Regions from separate parts of the Mus musculus genome. Here regions 1 and 3 are each linked to region 2. Evidence: chromatin loops called from intact Hi-C (ENCODE). Cell type or tissue: heart. All regions are shown on one strand.

Evidence for each region. Peaks named below come from ENCODE experiments on the same cell type or tissue, not always from the same donor. Only the 100,000 strongest peaks of a DNase experiment are listed, where the experiment ranks them.
Region 1: it touches region 2 in a loop (3.0-fold over the local background); 5 of 42 quality-filtered maps call a loop at or near these places.
Region 3: it touches region 2 in a loop (4-fold over the local background); 3 of 42 quality-filtered maps call a loop at or near these places.

Annotation. Positions count from the first base shown.
Region 1 is chr3:57,734,873-57,737,372 of GRCm38, forward strand. It overlaps Rnf13 (ring finger protein 13), which reads left to right and starts at 1,185. Exons shown (of 10, transcript NM_001113413.3): 1 at 1,185-1,328. In heart, no CTCF peak of the experiment used is centred here; a DNase peak (open chromatin) is centred at 1,029; H3K4me3 peaks cover 2,147 bases; H3K27ac peaks cover 2,028 bases.
Region 2 is chr3:57,844,840-57,847,339 of GRCm38, forward strand. It overlaps Pfn2 (profilin 2), which reads right to left. Exons shown (of 3, transcript NM_019410.3): 2 at 335-527. Among named protein-coding and RNA genes, the nearest start is that of Pfn2, 1.7 kb to the right of the region's middle. In heart, a CTCF peak has its summit at 1,275; DNase peaks (open chromatin) are centred at 2,212 and 2,472; H3K4me3 peaks cover 1,531 bases; H3K27ac peaks cover 1,031 bases.
Region 3 is chr3:58,524,733-58,527,232 of GRCm38, forward strand. Serp1 (stress-associated endoplasmic reticulum protein 1) reads right to left here and starts at 1,152. Exons shown (of 3, transcript NM_030685.3): 1 at 678-1,152; 2 at 351-426. The coding sequence starts at 761. It overlaps Eif2a (eukaryotic translation initiation factor 2A), which reads left to right and starts at 1,089. Exons shown (of 14, transcript NM_001005509.2): 1 at 1,089-1,354. The coding sequence starts at 1,327. In heart, no CTCF peak of the experiment used is centred here; a DNase peak (open chromatin) is centred at 1,159; H3K4me3 peaks cover 2,500 bases; H3K27ac peaks cover 1,796 bases.

The sequences.
Region 1 (2,500 bases), 110 kb before region 2:
ACAGTTATATAGTTGTGAATGTCTTCTTCCCAATACATGAAAAATACATTAACTATACAATTATGGGCTATGCAGCTGAAAATGTTTTTGATGGTCCTTATTATTCTAATCTGATTCTTTTTTGTTCCCTCCCTTTTCTGTAACCCAGAGTCTAGTGCTTGCTAGGCAAGTGCTCTGGGTGCTGACTGTGAACTCAATCTTCAATCCCTTACATTTGTTTTCTTAAATTGCTTGAGTGGTATTTAGAGTAGATTCTAGTTTAAAAGGCACAAGAAAAAAGAATAGGAAATCTTTCTATTCTTGTTCCCCACCTACTTAGGGCTCCTGAAGCAAACGAGGCTATAAACAACTTACATTCCTGTAATAACTCCCCCCACAACCAAAATCCAAACATGTTAATTAAATATTTGATGCCAGTATGGGCCTCAAAGATGCTTTATTAGGGCCAGTTCGATTAGGGCATGTCAGAATCTTTGCATCAAACCGCATTAAAAACAAAAGGCAGTAGTTTAGGAGCTGTTAATGTTGATGGCCCAATAGGTCATTTCAATCCAAGAACTCTGCTTTTTCAGACTAGGGGGTGAAAAAGTATGAGAACTCAAGGGATGAGATTTTCGTTCCTCAAAAGGTGACATGGTTTTTGAAAGGCTGTTTTGAGGACTGAATCGCGTGGTTGGACTTTGGCTAGTCAAGCAGTGAGCTGATCAGCCCGGCTCCCTGCCAGGCCTCGTGGTTCTTGCATAAACCTCGGGCGGTTAGTTCTAACCCGACCTGGATTCCAGCGCAAGGCGTCACCCGGAGTTCCCCGCCCTCATCGGCCCTCTCCCGGGAGGGTGCAAGACACTTCGCGGCTCTTCGGCCTCGGATCGCTGCGGGCCACTCAGACACACAGCCTTCGCTAGGGCCTCACTCTGCAAGCCAATCATCTGCGGATCAGGCTGGGGCAGTCCAGGGTGGCTTCTCCACCGCACCCAGGGCTTCCAAAAGCCGTCCCTCCCTCATCTTCCCCGTTCCTAATAGGGATGATGTATCACGCGGTTCAGAACGACACTCAAAAACTGGGCAATTCTCCCAACCCAGCAGAGGCAGGCTGCGCGACTCCGCGAGAGGGGCGGGGCCGTGACGGGCAACATCACAGCCCAATAATATTTCTTTACCTCCGAGTATGGGCCAATGAGGCATGGGAGGCGGGACTTCCGCTTGCCCGCTGTTGTGGTCCCTTCTCCGACTTGCTTGGGTAGGGGCTCAGTGCGGATACTCAGTCATGAAGTCCGGGTAGCGACTTCTCTTGGGTGGCCGTGAGCCTAGGTTCCGGGGGCGGACTTCAGGTAAGAACCAGCGTGGCTCCGCAGCGGTAGGCGGGGGTTGTCGGGCCTGGCCGGGAGAACACACCCACTCCGGCCTGGGTGCGGTAGCCCGAGGTGGGGACGGTCGGGCTCCTCTGCTACGTGCAGTGACAGCACAGGCCCGTGCGGGAGAGGAGTCCTTAGCATCCCATCCTGCGGGCTGGTAGATCTGAAGTTGTCGGGCTATGGATTTTGCTTCCCACGGCCCCTTCCAGAGGTCCCCGTGGCCTGGAAAGATACTTGGAAGACTTCTCTAGTCCAGGACTTGCCTCTTAAGTCCTCGGCGAAAATACTCTCGGGCTGTTTTGTCTTTAAAAAGAAGAAGAAGAAAATCTCATCGCTTGCTTCCTTCCTTTTCTCACCCACTCCCCTTTCCTTCCGTAAAAGCTCAGCTCACAGGCTTGGACGTGACCTTGCTAGGGCCACATACTGCCTTTTTTTTTTTTTTTCCTACCCAATGTTGGAAGTCCGAACTTTTTTGCAAGGACGCTTATTGAATTGATCTGCCCCTGAGAGGGAAACAACTTTGCTGCATGTTCTCTGCTTGCTTATGGTCAATTGCCCTATTTTCTTCTAATCTGGCAGTAGTTAATTTCCATAACTCCCATTTTAATCTTCAATTTCAGCACCGTGGGCAGCTGCTATAGGCTGATGTCTGCCCCAAACCTGCCTGGATTATACTGTTTTCTACCAGTGATGCAGCAGTTCCAGTGGAAACTGCGTTCCTTTCAGCAGTGCCCAGAAGACAGCTGCACTTTCTGATACAATACAGTAAAGTGGCCGTGCCTCCCAAGAGCCAGTAGAGACAGGCTATTTAAAGATTTAGGGAAGAACTTTTGAGAGTTTAATTGGCCACAGGGTCATTGTTTATTTATTTGAGACATGGTCCTTACATGTAGCCCAGTCTGATCTCAGACTTCCATTCTTTTGCCTCAGCTTACTCAGTACTGGAATTACTAGCCATCAAGCCTTGTTTAAAGACAGTTTTTAATGGGTCAAAAAGAATTCATTTCAGAGGACTGTGGTCTTTAAATAGGAGTTGAGTGTGGAGGGCCACAGGGATTCATTAATAGACTTTTTTCTTCTTTTTATAATCTATGGCCATAGAGTTAATTTCAGGTATAGTTTTTTTTTTGTTTTTGTTTTTGTTTTTA
Region 2 (2,500 bases):
ATCTCCAAGTAAAGACTAATTAGACACAAAGATAACTAAGTGACTGGCACAGACTAACAACCATCTATCCCACAGCATCGTAACGCGTTGGACTGAGGCACCTTTTCATTTTTAGGTTTACCAAAGCTGTCATAATTTAGAGTAGTCAGATGAGGCTGCATATGCACCACTCTAAAGTAGACAGGCTGAAAGCAGTGCCACCTTTCAGTGCTGAGCAGTTCACAAAAACCACCTTAATAGCCATTATGAACCAATTTTCAATTTAAACCATTAAAGAAACCCTAGTTGTAATATGACATGCAACTTTTAAGGAGAAAAAAAAAAGCCTACTCACCTCTCCCGGCCCTGCCAACAGCAACGTTGTATGTTGGCTCCCCACCTTGACTCTTTGTCCGGATGTCCATTGTGCAGTCACCATCAACGTATAGGCTATCTCTGATCACAGAACACTTCTTTGCTCCAAGAGTCAAACCGTTGGTAAAGAAACCTTCCCGGTCTTTTCCTACAATCATATCTATTTCTACTGGCTGGCCACCCAAAACAAAGAAGAAAAAAATTACAGTTAATCAGAATCTGATACAACAAACTGTGTGCTACCGTAGAATCAAGATAGCTGTTTTTATTATTACCTATTCCTTCGTGGTTACATGATTTACACATTAGTTTGCTTTTGCAGCGAACAGTGAGGCCTGCTAACTAAAAGCCAGTGTGTATCAACCATACAGAGAGTTTCCCTAAATAGTTGGCAGTTGACACTAGGTGCAAACTGAAAACGAGTTATTTATAAACTATCTCAAGTCAGGTGCTACTTGAGGTGCTTATGTAATTGTAAAGATTCAGGTATAAGCTCTTGTATACAACAGCTTGACTATCATATTTTGCCACATTAGTCATGTTGCATCAAATTTAAAGTTGGGTAAAGTCGATCCAGATGGGCCTGCTTACATCTCTGTTTCAAGCAGCTTGAAATGTCCCTGGTAGTATGAACCTCAGTTACCACAGACTGTGGGACATCTCCAAATTCATATTTCCCTCCTACTTTTCTAGCCACCACTCTTTTCTCTCCAACTTGCCTTGCCCTTCCATTCAATAACCTGCTTTCCTTCTGGACAAATGCAGAGTGATTCTGTCTACAGCACTGCGGTAGCAACAGCAAAATCAGAGAGAAAATGGAGGGGCATTGGTAAAGAAAGTGAGGTAGCCACCAGAACCGGAAAAGAGAATCTGTTCATTCTAACGTTCCATGAATAAGAAGGAAGGCGTCGCCCCCATCAGAACTGCAGAGTCATAGCAGGCCCCAGCCATTTCCAAGCATACTCCCGCAATATTCTTAAGCCAGACAGCGGGAACTCACACACAAAGACAAGACTGCAGAAAAAAAAGTTAATCACCAAATGTCAATTCGCTATAGGAACTGTGGCCTCCCACATGGGGACAGGAGATCTTAAAGCACTCCTGTCACAGACTGAATCCACACTAATTTGTTAAACCACATTAAGTAGTAAAATGCTGAGCACCTGTGATATGGGACTTGAATTCTGTTATGTGGTAGGGGAGGGAGTGGGAGTGGGGAGCAAAGAAATTAAGAGAATGGTCCTGTACTTGATACTGGTGTCAAAATCTTAAAGAGCATTGCATAGAAACAAGCATAACAATAAGCAGTGTTGGAGACTGGTTGACGAATATTCTCCAAATGTGTGGCAACCCAGTCAAAAGCCATCAAGTCACATGAAAAGGAGGCACCGTGAAGCATAAATCGGTATTAGTTCTTTTACTACCATCACTAAAGAGGGAGTGACTTGGAGAAGTGTTATCCCCCTCCAGCGACTCCCCAGATTTTTTTAAATCACCCTTAAACCATCCCCTTTTTAGAGCTATGTTGCGTAACTGGGGATAACAGTATATCGATGAATCTCTATAGGTGGAGAAGAGAAATCAATGGCAGTTCGCCATCTTGGAGGAAAAAAAAAAAAAACTATAGAACCACAAGCTGAAGTAGATTCACCATTCCACCTACGTGGTCCGCGTACCTTTCTCTCCAGCCTAGGCGGCCTGGACACCCGCAAGCCTACGCAAAGTCACTCCATTAATTCCCGGGATCCGGCCACTGCCGCCTCCCACATTCCGCGCTCACAACCGAACCAGATCCAGGGCCAGCCTGCCGCCCAGATTCCCCCCGCCCACACCCGGGGACCCGCACTGCAGCCCGCAGGGCTCCCCGAACGCCGAGGGCCTCCCGGGGAGGCGTCCCCTCCTCCACCCTGGCAGCCGCAAGCCGGGGCGCCGCCGGGGCGAAGAGTCCGGCCGCCCCGCCCCCGCGCGGCCTCGGGCAGCATCCCCAGGCTCAGCTGCCCGCAACCGGGCTCCGGCTGCATCCCCTTCCTCGCGGGCGGGCGAGGAAGCCGGCGGTACCCTTCCCTTCAGCCCTAGCCGCATCCCTTCCTCGCGGGCGGGCGTCCCCTTCTCAGAGGCCCGCCGCACACCTGCCGGCTTGGCGCCC
Region 3 (2,500 bases), 680 kb after region 2:
AGGTACTGGTATCGTTCAGTCCTGTTCTAGTATCCAGATGTTCACGATGTTCGCTAAGTTTTTTGCAACACTATCGATAATAAAGTTACAATGCAAATCAGAGATATTTGGTGCTTAATTTCTTCTAAGGGATCATTAGGAAGATCTAATTTCTCTCTCTCTCTCTTTTTGATCTTCAATGAGCATAAATCAAGGTAAGAGAAATTTCTGGGGCACCACCCTCTGTGGTACAAGTTATCCAGTTCACTAGAAACAATTCTCTTAGCAGGTGGGTTGAGAACCACGCGGGTAGGTAGGACTCGCCACTCATCCACGTCATTCCAAACCGCGAGAGCCCCCCAAACACTTACCAGAGCCACAGACAACAAAAATGAAGAGGGCCAATAACCAGGGTCCTACCGACGCCTTTTCTTCGGGGGCATTTCTCTGCAAAAAGAAAAAACCCGGTTTCAAATGCAGAGAAAGCACTCTCGGATCCCGGGCTCCCAAGGCCTGCACCCCAGGCCAGGTGGCCGGCCGGCCGACTCACAGATCTCTCCCCCCACCCCAGATTCCACCGCAGCGGGAGTCCGGAGTCAGGCGGGTCTGGGGAGAACTCGCCGCGGCCCCGGCCGGGCGCGGGGCGCGGGCCTCGGCTCCCGGCCACGACATGGAGCGGGGTGCCCACTTTCCCTTACCGAGGTCTTAGCGACGTTGCCGCGCTGAGTTATGTTCTTGCTGTGCTTCTCGTTGGCCATACGGATCCTCTGCTTGGCGACCATTTTCGCAGCGCCACCTGCCCCAAGAACCTCTCGGACTCGCTCGCTCGCCGGTCCCGGGCCACCGGGAGGGAGGCTCGGCTCTGATCGCGGTGCCTACGCCGTCTACAGCCACTGGGCCGGGACGCGGAGCGCTGGAACACCGGCAGCCGCCGATCGCGGCGGTCTGAGCAGCCTTTGGGGCGGCGTGCCGGGGAGAGCGGGCCGCAGGGCCGAGAGGCAAGAGTCCAACCACCGGACAGTGCAACCGGCAACCTCGAACTAGTTCGGGTTCGGCTGCCAACGTCAGCACTGGGCAGACCCCGCCCCGCGGAAGTGTGGACTCCGCCCGCTCCGGAGAGGGAGGGCGAGCGCCGGCCGCCACCGCAGCCAGGCTCTTCCCCGCTCCGGAAAACGAGGAGCCAGAGCTGCGCGTGCGCGCTCGGGAACCAGACGTGGATTGGCCCCGAGGCTGGCGGCGCCGGAAACACCGACTCGCAGACTTTGCGCTTGGGGAGACGTGTAGAGGCCGGGTTCGGCCTTTCTTGAACTCTCACCCCAGCGCGTGGGTTTCTCTTTCCGGGACAAGATGGCGCCGTCCACACCGCTGTTGACAGGTGAGTTCCAAAAGAGCGAGAGACTCTTCCTTTACGGTGATTTCTTTCTGTGTCTTCGCGCTGGAGAATTCCTTAGCAAGCCTTGGAAGTCCGTCTTGCCTTTCCTCCTGGAAGGACCAAACTGTCTTTTAGTTTATTTGGTAATAGCATCCCAATGGGAAGTGAAGTCTCCGTCCCCAGTAGTCCCTCCTCCCAGTTATCCATCCATCGTTCTTCATCTTCCATAGGAATAGACAGGTAACAGAAAGTATTAGTTTGATGTGTGACCTGTGGTCTGCAATGCCGGGTGTTGCTTGGACCCTTCTTAATAGAAGAAACAAGACTCTTCACACCGAATTCATCTGAACTTAAGTATTATTAAAAATTATATGCTCCCTTATTGTTATGAGGTTTGTGGGAGTTGATAGGGAGCAAGACATTGCTAGTGTAGGTTAGGTTTCATGCTGAAGATGTGGCTTAAGGTGGCGACAGTGAGCAGGATAATGATAGTCTAATGTTTTCGATTGAAACAGCTGTGAGACAGTATTTAAGAAGTAGAACATGAGAAGACGCTAGGAATTTAAAGCTGACACATATTGTGGTGCTTAAACAACAACAACAAACTTGGACAACACTGGGAAAGGTGCTATACTATGTTATGGCTTGGGTATGTAAGTTTGAATAAACAAAAGATTCAAGTAGAAAAGAAGTGGGAAAGAAAAAAATCGTTGATAACAATGTAAGAAGAAAGATAGCATCATTAGGACGAATGTCTTATTTTTGAGAATTGGAAGTTATGTCCTCCTGAGACACGGCAAAGCTTTTATACTTCTGCCAGTCTAGGAATATACATTTTTAAGAGCCATGCTTATCCTGTTCAGATAGACTATCATAATTTATTCGCCAGATAGTTATGAGGTGCTAGTTGCAATCTTCTAAACACTGCCAGATAGTTGAGATTGTTTTCTTTTGTTTAGATTATTTATTTATTTATTTATGCGTCTGTATCTGAGCGTGTGCACAGGAGTACAGGCCTTAAGAGGCCCAGAAGAGGGTGTGGGCTTCCCTGGGGCTGGAGTTAGAGTTGTGAGCCTCACCTTAGATGAGTGCTGAGAACTCTATTTATTTCTTCTTAAGAGAAGCAAGTACTCTTAATGCTGAGCCATC